Linked DNA regions of Homo sapiens: region 1 is linked to region 2. A link is a contact called in ENCODE Hi-C or POLR2A ChIA-PET data. All regions are on one chromosome and are shown on one strand. Each heading gives the region's core, a stretch centred on a gene start or an enhancer-like site at or near the end of the contact. The rest is flanking DNA. Distances are from core to core; before and after follow the strand shown. Region 1 overlaps DAAM2 (dishevelled associated activator of morphogenesis 2). Region 2 holds the start of KIF6 (kinesin family member 6).

The links. A loop is a pair of places that touch in the nucleus more often than their neighbours do. ChIA-PET counts read pairs that join two places held with the same protein, here RNA polymerase II (POLR2A). Pooled maps may share reads with other maps.
Region 1: a map of ascending aorta shows a loop between it and region 2 (2.3-fold over the local background). The contact joins the enhancer-like site here to the promoter of KIF6 in region 2. A Hi-C loop is called at or near these places in 1 of 168 maps with a recorded cell type or tissue (ascending aorta), 1 of 37 single-sample maps with no recorded cell type and 1 of 50 pooled maps. POLR2A ChIA-PET finds 5 or more read pairs at or near these places in 3 of 52 experiments (AG04449, HEK293 and HepG2).

Annotation. Positions count from the first base shown.
Region 1 is chr6:39,845,744-39,851,538 of GRCh38, forward strand. The region is part of intron 1 of DAAM2 (dishevelled associated activator of morphogenesis 2); the gene reads left to right. Among named protein-coding and RNA genes, the nearest start is that of DAAM2-AS1, 49 kb to the right of the region's middle. RefSeq lists an enhancer at 3,775-4,275. Within about 2 kb of position 1,697, at least 4 of the 41 ENCODE cell types and tissues checked have a DNase peak (open chromatin) inside an H3K27ac peak, as active enhancers do; they include ascending aorta, where a contact is called at or near this core.
Region 2 is chr6:39,723,777-39,728,820 of GRCh38, forward strand. It overlaps KIF6 (kinesin family member 6), which reads right to left and starts at 1,632. Exons shown (of 23, transcript NM_145027.6): 1 at 1,469-1,632. The coding sequence starts at 1,534. RefSeq lists silencers at 1,353-1,422, 1,635-1,966, 1,673-1,872.

The DNA.
Region 1 (5,795 bases), core at 447-2,946, 120 kb after region 2:
ACATCCCTCCCGATGCTTTGTCCTGAAAACTCCGTTTCACAGCTCCCATTCCTAGTCCTCTTTGCCATCTCGTCTGCCTCTAATAAATTTCTGGAGTGTGACCTAGGCTGTGAGTGCCCTGTTCTTATCCACCCAGGGCCCTAGGCTGCTGTCAATTCAGCTGAACTCAGGAATGCAGAATAACTCGAGAAGCACATCATTCAGAGAGCTGTTTGCAGGGTGGCTAGGAAAGGGGGAAATGAGAGAGGTTGGCCCTGGTCTCAGCACGGGATCACGTGGGGCTGGTTTGGAGCCTGGTATTTGGGAATAAAACAAATGCATCCAAGGCGTTTTAGAAAAAGGTGCTGAGAATCATTCACAGGATGGGGCATTAGGGATTGAAGACAAAGGACAAAAGGGACTCTGAGCTTGGGAGACTATAGCTCTGTAAGGGCAGGAGCTGTGTCTGATGAGTTTACCTGCACGTACCCAGCCCCAAGAGCAGTGCCGGGCATACAGTAGGTGCTAAAAATCAATGGTGGTTGGATGAATAAATGAGCAAATGAGTGAATGATGAACTAAAGGGAGTTCATGGGATAGGATTCAATTCAAACAGCATCATTTAACGCCTCATATACTGTCTGACACAGATTCTAGTGATGGGGTAGAAGAAACTACTAGACAATATGTAGTTTGACTGGCTCATTTACAGACAGGGCCCAAAGTACTTATGTTCTCTTGCCCAAGGTGTTTTCAATCTCCTATGGCATCAATAACCCTATGTTGGACTTCTGTTCTTGATCTTTGGTAGCATCTCTGAGTATTCCCAGCTCTCATTCTACTCTACGACGCCTCCTCTAAACCATGTTTATGAGCAGAAGGTTTAGGGTGGACTAGAACCCCCGCTGGGCTACAGTTCTGCAGACATTCCGCAGATTCAAACCTTTGTACTTCCCTTATCATAACCACATCCACGCTTTTTTTTTTTTTTTGAGACGGGGTCTCGCTCTGTTGCCCCACATCCACACTTTATTATATTTATTTGTCTCTCTTCCCAACCAAACTGAACTCATGCTTATTTTACATTTTTACAGCTCTTAGCATGGTACTTAGGGGCCCAACAAATATTTGTTTGAAAGAACGAATGAAGTGGTGAAATTGTACACACAACATTTAGGAGGAGGAAAGGAGTCACCCTGGATCTACATTTTCAACCACATTTGCCTTTCAGGGGCCAGCTCAGCTCCCATCCTACCCCCTAGTTACTGCCCCATCCCAGTCTGCCCTCCCTGAGGAGATGGACTGTGCCTGTGGGTCCTGAGGCAGGAGCAGGGGCCTTTCTGGTAGAAAGGCAGGAAGGTCACCTTGTACTGCAGAAGGCACAGCCCCGGGGGCCAGGTGGGGCCATGTGCACAGGCCCTGCTGTGTTTCTAGGGCAGAGTTGGCCTGACAGAACCTCAAGGTCCTTCCCTCAAGAGTGACAGAATGCTTTTTGTGCTGGGACCCTGGGAGAGAGGATCAGGAATAGTAGCCAGTGGGGGCTTCTCCCAGTCCTGGGCTGTGGAACGGTGCTGAGGCCTCAGCGATGGGTTGCTCTGGTGGGAGAGCTGGGAGTGGAGCACAGAAGAAAGCTGGAGGCTCCTTTCCCTGCGCCTTTCAGTAACAGCAACCCCGTCTGTGTGAGCCGGAGGAGGGGCTTGGCTTCTGGAAGCAGAGGGGGCGAGGCCTCGGGTTCTCCTGTGTAGGGTGATTTCCCTTTGGCCAGGAGCCCCAGACTTACGGCGCTAATGGGTAGCAGAGACATGGGCGCTAAAATTCCTTCTCTTTCACTTCATAGCTGTTGCCCAGAGAGCTCTCCATGCTCCCCAGGTTCATAGTCAGCCCAGGTCCTTGCTCTGTGTGTCCAGCCCCTCATCCTCTCACTCACGTGCCGGCACCCCTCCGTGGCACCACCAGCATCCACCCCTTCCTCTCTATTCTTGGCGGTTCAGGGTCTCATTCCCTTCTACCCAGACACACAGACTTGCCTCCCAACTCTTCCACTCTTCCACTTCTCCCTCTTGTCTTCCCACCCCATACAGTGCCACCAGAAATGTCTCTTCTAATCTCAGACCTCACAAACTCTCTCCTCTACCATAAGTCAAGGAACTAATCAACAGCAAGCCACACACTCTCCAATGGCTTCTTCCTTCTTCCCCTGGCACTCAAGGCCCTCCTTTTTCTGGCTGTAGTTTTGGTTCCCACTGCACCTTTTTGAGCCCTGAGAGGTGCAGTGGAACCACCCTAGTAGAGCTTCTCATTCATCTGGGCTGTCGTTGTGCCAGGTTCTCACTCTGGCATGCCACTTGTTGAGAATGCTTTCCTGGACACCCCTGAGCCCCTGGCATGTGCTGACGCCCTCTCTTCTTCTGAGGCCCAGCTTCATTGACACTTCTTCTGGTGAATGTTCCAGATCCTTCCAGCCAGAAGTCACTCTTCCCCACCTACAGTCCCAGGGCCTGGAGCCGCACCTCCTTGCCTCCCTTACATCCTAGGATCTGATGTCAGGCTCATCTAAGATACCCAGAACATTGCTTTATACATGGCATTTACTCGGTGGGTGGGTGGATGAATGGATAAATGAATGAATGAATATTTGACCATGACCTTGGAGAACTATCATCTGCTTGTTTAGTGCCCTAGTGAGTCAAAGAAACCTTTATTCTCTTTATCATTTCTCAAAATGAGAAAAACAGTTGGAAAATCCTCAACTCCCACCCTCACCCCCAAGTTTGAGAAATGCCACTCTGAGGGATTTTCAGTTTCACTTTTCTGGAAAGACGTTCCTTTCTCTCCTTCCTCTTCTCGGGTCTCAGCGATGCCCCCTGTGTCTCCCACCCCTAGGCCTGCACAGAGGGGACTCAGAGGCCGAGATAATTTACTTTTGCTTTCTTTGCCTTTTCCAGAGCATAGGGGGAAACCGTAATTTAGGCGGCTGCTAAGAATAGCTCCCCCAATCCTGGAAAGAGCGTGTGCTTATTTTTGAAAGTGCTCCTTGTCTCTCCCCCAGCCCTGCCTGAGGCTCACAGTACAAGTCAGTCAAATTGTTCAGGGCAGCAGTGGTGTCTGGAGACCTGGTTTGAGTTCCTAGGTTCATACCTAGCGTCCTTCTGAGCCTCAAGTTTCTTCGTCTGTAAAAAGAGAAGATGAAAGTTTGAGATAAACCTCGAACATGGTAGGTGCTCAATAAATAATTACATCTTTATTATGGTTGGAATCACTAGATTTAGAGGGCAACGCTCTCAATGGGTCAGATAGTACAAGTGAGGAGCCAGTACGATATATTAAGTGGAATCATATGAAATCGGTGTTTCTGTGGACTAAAAATAATTGGATATTGTCAGTTGCGTAGGAATCAATCCAGTAATCCAGGAGTTGGCAGTCTTTCTATAATGGGCCAGATAGTAAGTGTTTTTGGCTTTGTGGGCCATACGGTCTCTGTTGCATGGTAGTAGCCGTAGACAATACTTAAATGAATGTGCATGACTGTTCCAGTAAAACTGTATTTGGGAAAACAGTCCGTGGGCTGAACATGGCCCCTGTAATATCTGCCAAGCCCTATAGTAATATGTAAAACTAATGAAATTACAGAAAGAAAACTCTCTGTAATACCGTCAACATTCAGGTATCTTCGCAAGTAGAACAGCAGCTTATCTGTGTAGCTATTAATAGTCTTTACTTTTACTAGGCTCTATTCCAAATGCTTTACAAATATTAACTACTTTAATCCTCCTGACAACCCTATGAATTATGTACTATTATATTTCCCCTGTTTTATGGCTGAAGAAACTGAGGCTCAGAGAGGCCAAGTAACTTGTTTGAAGTCACCTGGTTAGAGTTGATGGCAACTGAACAGAATTCAACTGAGTGTGTAGGGTAGAGTTGGGTGATGGTAATTCAACAGCTTCAGGGAGGAAGTGGATGGATTAGAGCTAAGAGGAATCCCCAGGTCTGCTTGCTGTCCACCAGCTTGAGGAGATGGTCTGCAGAGGCTTGGGGTGGAAGCAGGTGTGGTGTAGGTGGGCAGTGGGGAGATGTGTGGGCAGAGAGTCTGGTAGTGTCTCTTGGGACACGAGATGGAAAAGCATAGATTCTTCCTTTGGGAGCCAGGCCCCAAGCTGAGCCTGGGGCCATTTCCTGGGTGACTCCCAGCAGCACGTGGCACGTGGAGGGTCAGCATATAGGGAGCAATGTCCGCCTGTGGAGCAGGAAATTGTTTACATTCCTTATGTTCCATGCAGCAGCTCTGGGAAGCTCTGAGCCCCATTCCCAGCCCCAGCCCCAGGGGACCTGGTGGGGAGAGGAGGGCAAAGGAATAGGCTCCCCAGGATGCCCGCAGCTCTGCCATCAAACCAGGGTACTCGCATACCCTTTCCATTTGCTTTGCCTGTTGATTTAGCCACCAAAGGATGAAGCCACTGGTCAGGACTCTGGGCTCACACATGCTGTGCTCTTCCTTCTGTGCCTCTGCTTATGCCGTTTTCCTTGCCTGGATTGCCTTTTCCCTCCCCTTGCACCCTTCCTTGATTTTCTCCTCTCTTTCAAGGCTGGCTCAATGTCTGCTCCTCCTGGAAGCCTGCCCTGACTTCCCCTTTACCCCCCACCTCCCAGGCTGGACCCGGTCCTCCTTCTCAGGGCTGCCCAAACACCTCGTTCTCTAACTCTCCTTGTTGTCACTGCCTGGACTCTCCTTGCTTTCCCACTAGAAGGAGACTTTTAGGAAAGGGATCACACCTTGTTTACTCCTGGGTCCTCATCACAGGTCAGTGTTCAACACATGGCTAGAAGCTGGTCAAAAGCACATTTGTTTGAATGAGACACTACTGTCCTCAAACGTAGCCCTTTCACTTCTAAAACTTGGTCTTTGGGCAACTTGCCTGACCTCTGAGACTCTTAATGTCATCATCAGTAAGAAGGGATCGTGGTATCATTGTAGGGTTGGGGGAATAAATGAGATAATGCAGAAAATTATCAGTATAATACCTGGTTCTCAGTAGGTACCTTGGAAGTGACCAGGGACAGATAGTCAATACCATGTCCTTGTCCTGTTACCCCTGTGTCTGAAGGTAGGAAAGGAGGCAGTTTGATAGGAGGCAATTTGAATGTCCCAAAGCAATAGCATTTTCCGCAAGAGCTAGAGGAGGGGCTCATGAGTCAGCTTTGGTTCTGTGACAAGACCACTAGGCTTAGAGTAAGAATACTTACTTGTGAGTCCTAGCTCTATCTCTTAGCAGCTGGGTGTCATAGAGCAAGCCATGTAACAGCTCCTGAAGCCTCAATATTTTTATCTGTAAGAGGGTATAATAATAACCACCTTATAAGGTCATTGTGAAGCTGAAATGAGATTGCCCAGCTGTGAGAACACCTGGCCCAGCTCACAGGAAATGCAGAATCATGAATTATTAATATGAATCTGTGTAACACTTGAGAAAACTCTGAGCAGATCTCAGCTTAGGATACTTTCTGGACGTGTGCCTTATGGCTTAGTGGCTTACTGCTTTAGAGTCAGACAGTCCTGGGTTTGAATCCTAGCTATGTCCCTAACTAGCTATGTGACCTTAGGCAAGCTACTTAACCACTCTGAACCACAGTTTTTGTGGCTTTTGTTTTTGTTGTTGCATTTTTGGTTTTTTCTCCATAAGTTCTATAAAATGAAGCCAGTTATCTCAGAGAGTTGTCGAGGGAATAAAATGTCGACATAGCCAGTGTCTGGCATGTAGGAAAGTCTCAAGTGTTAGTATTATTCTGCTTCTATGTAAGACTGAGGGATAAACACT
Region 2 (5,044 bases), core at 382-2,881:
GAGAAATACCTAATGTAGATGACAGATTGGTGGGTGCAGCAAACCACCACGGCACGTGTATACCTACGTGAGAAACCTGTACGTTCTGCACATGCACCCCAGGACTTAAAGTATAATAACGAATAAAATAAATGTTCTAAAATTGAAAAAAAAAATTACAGCTATGCCACTCCCCAGCTGGGTGCCTTGGTCACATTATTTAACCTGAGACTCAGTTTCCTAATCTGTAAAATGCGGAAAATGACACCAACCTTGCAGGGTTCTTGTGAGAATGAGAGATAATGCAGATAAAGCACCTGTCAGGTGGCCATTTCTCAAGATACATAAGAATGACTATGCTCCCTTCTAGGCAGAAGAGAGGATGTTTTGAAATATTTAAGAAGCATAAAAAGTGCTGGGCGCGGTGGCTCACGCCTGTAATCCCAGCACTTTGGGAGGCCGAGGCGGGCGGATCACAAGATCAGGAGGAGATCGAGACCATCCTAGCTAACAGGGTGAAACCCGGTCTCTTCTAAAACCACAAAAAATTAACCGGGCGTGGTGGCGGGCACCTGTAGTCCCAGCTACTTGAGAGGTTGAGGCAGGAGAATGGCGTGAATCCAAGAGGCAGAGCTTGCAGTGAGCCGAGATCGCGCCACTGCACTTCAGTCTGGGTGGCAGAGCGAGACTCCGTCTCAAAAAAAAAAAAAAAAAAAAAAGGTGCATACAAAGTATCATTGCTCAGAGTCAGGGCAATGTCTTAACCTTCTTTATACCTTTCTGAATTTAGCACACTAGAGGAAGCACCTGGTAAATATTTAGTTAATTGTTTCTGAATGAAGTACACATGCGTATTCTTTGGGTCAGGATGCTTAAGCATCTACCTATATCTATTAATACAAGGAGTATATGTAAAGGTTCACGTTTATGTTGGAGAATAACAACAGTCAACTAATTACTGAGGCCCCACTGGGTGCAAAGTACTACATATGTGTATGCTTTGTGCATTTGTGTCTATCTATATTTGTATTATTTCAGAGGTACATAAACACGCATCTCTTGCTTGCACGTTTTGCCCGAGTGCCAAAATGTACCTTTGAGTGTATCTGCATGTGCGGTGCTGCGTGAGTTTCCCAGAAAGGTGCAATAAGTGCTTATGTGTAGTTGAAGCGCACACTATACAGGCATACTGAACATGCACTAGTCTGCCCCCGCGTGAACACGTGTGCCTGGGTGCAAAAAAAATGGCTCTCTGCCGGGTCTGCGCTGTGCCAGGTAGGAGTGGCCTGGCTGTCGGTCGCGTAGCTGACAGCAGTGCGCGGGGGTCTTCGCGGCTGCAGGGCTCCTCGGTCAGTGTGTGCGGGATTCCGGGCGGCCTCGGCGCCCACCAGCAAGCCCCTCACCTCCGCCCAGCCCCTTCGCGTGCCGCCGCCCGACCCCAGCCCAAGAGGCCCCGCCGCGCCGGCGCCCCGGAGGCTCCAGCCCGTACCCCTTGTTGGTGCTTCCGGACAGGGGGCTTCACCCTCGCGAATATCTGGATAGTCTGCTTCACCATCTCCTCCCTGGCTCTGCAATGACCCTTGACCTCTCTCAGGCCCGGGCTGCCAAAACTAACTCCCACCACCTCCGGCGACCCACAGTCTTAGCAACAGTAGCTAGGGACACTACCCAGTGAGCACCTTGGCAGCCAGGATCCCGCCTCCTCCCTCTAATTGGTCGCGACCGGAAGGAGGCCACTACGGGGCGGGGCTAGGGAGGGGAGGGCGGGGGTGGAGAGGAGAGCGCTGCGCATGCGCATGAGCGAGTGTCTGGGCTCTGGGTTTAGCGCCGGACCCGGCCTGGACCGTGTGGTTAAAGGGGAACAACCACCATGCCTTGCCCCGCCCCGCTCATTCACCCATTTTATTCTCCATGCCCTTGCCTTTAAAAAAAAATACAGCACTGGGCCGGGCGTGGTGGCTCATGCTTGTAATCCCAGCAGTTTTTGGGAAGCCGAGGTGGTAGGATCGCTTAGAGCCCAGGAATTTGAGACCAGCCTGGGCAGCATAGTGAGACTCCGTCTCTACAAAAAATACAAAAGTTAGCCAAGCGTGGTGGCGCGCCTGTATCCCAGCTACTCGGGAGGTTGAGGCAGGAGGATCGCTTGAGCCCGGGAGGTCGAAGCTGTAGTGAGCCAAGATTGCAGAACTGCTCCAGCCCACTTGGAGATCACAGTCTGAAGAAGGAGACAGATTTTTTTTTTCCTTCACAAGGTCTCTCAAGTGACAAGGAGACAGATTTTCAACAGGAAATCAAAACCAAGGAATACAAACTATGCCATGATGGAATTAGAAGTGGGGCTAGCTCTGTTTTGGAAAAGGATAAAACTGGATGAAGGGGACTGTTTCCCACACAATGGTCACGGCAAGAAAGGATGAGCTCTTCAAACACTGTTAGCACATGAAAAGATAGTCAACATTATTATCCACGTGGGAAATATAAGTTAAAACCACAATGAGGCATCACTATTCATCTATCAGAATGGCTTAAAAAAAAAAAAAAAAAAAAAAAGTGGCAACACCAGATGCTAGCAAAGATGTGGAGAAACTGAATCAGTTGCACTTTACTGGTAGGAATGTATAATGTAAAACATACACTGTATAAAGGTACAGCCACTCTGGAAAATAGTTTGACAGTTTCTTACAAAACTAAAGGTGCAACTACTCTAAGACACAGCAATTGCACTCTTGGGCATTTATCTCAGATGAATGAAAACGTGTGTTCACACAAAAACCTGCGCATGTGTGTTTATAGTTTTAGCACCTTTATTTGTAATAGCCCCAAACTGGAAAAAAAACCCAGATGTTCTTCAGCTGATAGTTTAAAATAACTGGAATACCATTCAGCAATTAAGAAGGAAGGAAGTGTTGATACACGTAACAAATTGGTTGAATTTTCGGGGAATTATGTTTCATGAAAGAAGCCAGACTCGAAAGCTAACTACCGTATGGTTCTATTACTATTGCCAGGGAGGTGTGCAGGGTATGGTTATAAAAGAAATCCTTGTGATGGGCTGTTCTGTATCTTGACTGTGATGGTGATCACAGAAATCTACACATGTGATAGCATTGCATAGAACAAATTACACACATGTTCAAATAAGCACATGTAAAACTGGCAAAAGTCACATAAAATTGAATAAGATTGATGGATTGTATCAATGTCAATTCCCTGATTTTTATATTGTACTATAGTTATGCAAAACATTACCACTGGGGAAAACTGGGAGATGGGTATACGAGTTCTCTCTGTATTATTTTTTACAAAACAAAAAGTTTATTAAAGACACCCTTTTTTCTTTCTTTCTTTTTTGAGACAAGGTCTTGCTCTGTACCCCAGGCTGGAGTGCAGTGGCATGAACACGGCTCACTGCAGCCTCAACCTCCTGGGCTCAAGCGATTCTCCTGCCTCAGCCCCACAAGTAGCTGGGCTTATAGACATGTGCCATCACACTCAGCTAATTTTTGTATTTTTTGCAGAGACAGGATTTCATCATCTTGCCCAGGCTGGTCTTGAACTCCTGAGGTCAAGCAATCCACCCACCTCAGCCTCCCAAAGTGCAGGGATTACAGCCATGAACCACTGCACCCAGCTGAAAGACACTTAAGAAAACAAAAAGACTAACTACAGATTGGGAGAAAACTTTTGCAAAACACGTATCTTGATAAAGGACTTGCATCCAGAATATATACAAACTGTTAAAACCTAATAATAGAAAAACAAACAATTCATTTGTTTAAGGTGAAGGGAGGGTGCAAAGATTTGAACAAACGCTTCACCAAAGAGGATCTATGGATGGCAAATAAGCACATGAAAAATATGCTCAATATCATTAATCATTAATGAAATGAAATTAAAACCACAATGAGATACCACTACACATCTCTTAGAATGGCGAAAAATAAGAAAATAAAACTGACAAAACTAAGTGCCGACATGGATGCAGAGCATCTAGAACTCTCAAACATCACTGATGAGAAAACAAGATGGACCAGCCACTTTGTAAAATAGTTTTGTAATTTCTTATAAAGTTATACACATACTTACCATATGACACAACAATCCCACTCTTAGTTATTAACCCAAATGAAATGAAAACTATGTTCACATAGAAACCTAAACATGAATGTGTATAGTGGCTTTATTCACAATTGCCAAAAACTGGAAACAAAGTAAATGTTCTTCAGCTGGTAAATAGATAAACAAACTGATATATCTATGCCGTAAAAAGGAATGAATTACAGATGCCTACAACAACATGGTTAAGTCTCACATTTATTATGATGAGTGAAAGATACCAGACTCACTGCGTACTTTATAATTCCATATATAATTGAATTATATATAATATATATCTAATTATATATATCATATATAATATGTTATATATGTTATATATTATATGTCATATATAATTATATTTATATCTGTATATATATATGACATTCGAGAAAAAAAAAAACTGTAAGGATAGAAAACAGATCAGTGGTTTCCAGGTGCTGAGGGTAGGAAAAGGGGTTGACTGCAGATGAACATGGGAGAGTTTTTTGGGGGGTGATGGAACTGTTGCATATTTAGATTGTGGTTGTGGTAACATAAGTATATGCATTTGTTAAAACTCATAGAACTATCTATACACTTAAAAGAGTGAATTATACTGTATATAAACTGTACCACAATAAGAAAAGAAAAAAAAAAGAAGAAGATTGAGTATGAACAGGTGCTGCAATATCAGGAATTGAGAAGAAGAGAGAACCAGGTATTTATTATATAGACTTTGGGGCTTTTTCACCTAGCAAGGAAGAGATGACTCAAGATTGGGTGCAGGTATTCACCTGGACAAGCAAAATAGATGGGAGTGGGAAAAAGGAGGAAATAAGGAGTTGGGGACATGTTAAATTTCAATTGCTTGTGGGACTTCAGAAGTAACTGGATAAGGTTTAGGAGTAAGTTATGGTGGAAATATAGGCTTGGGAGTCATCACAAAGTTTTTTCCAGAAAGTAACCAAGTCACTCACGAGCATCA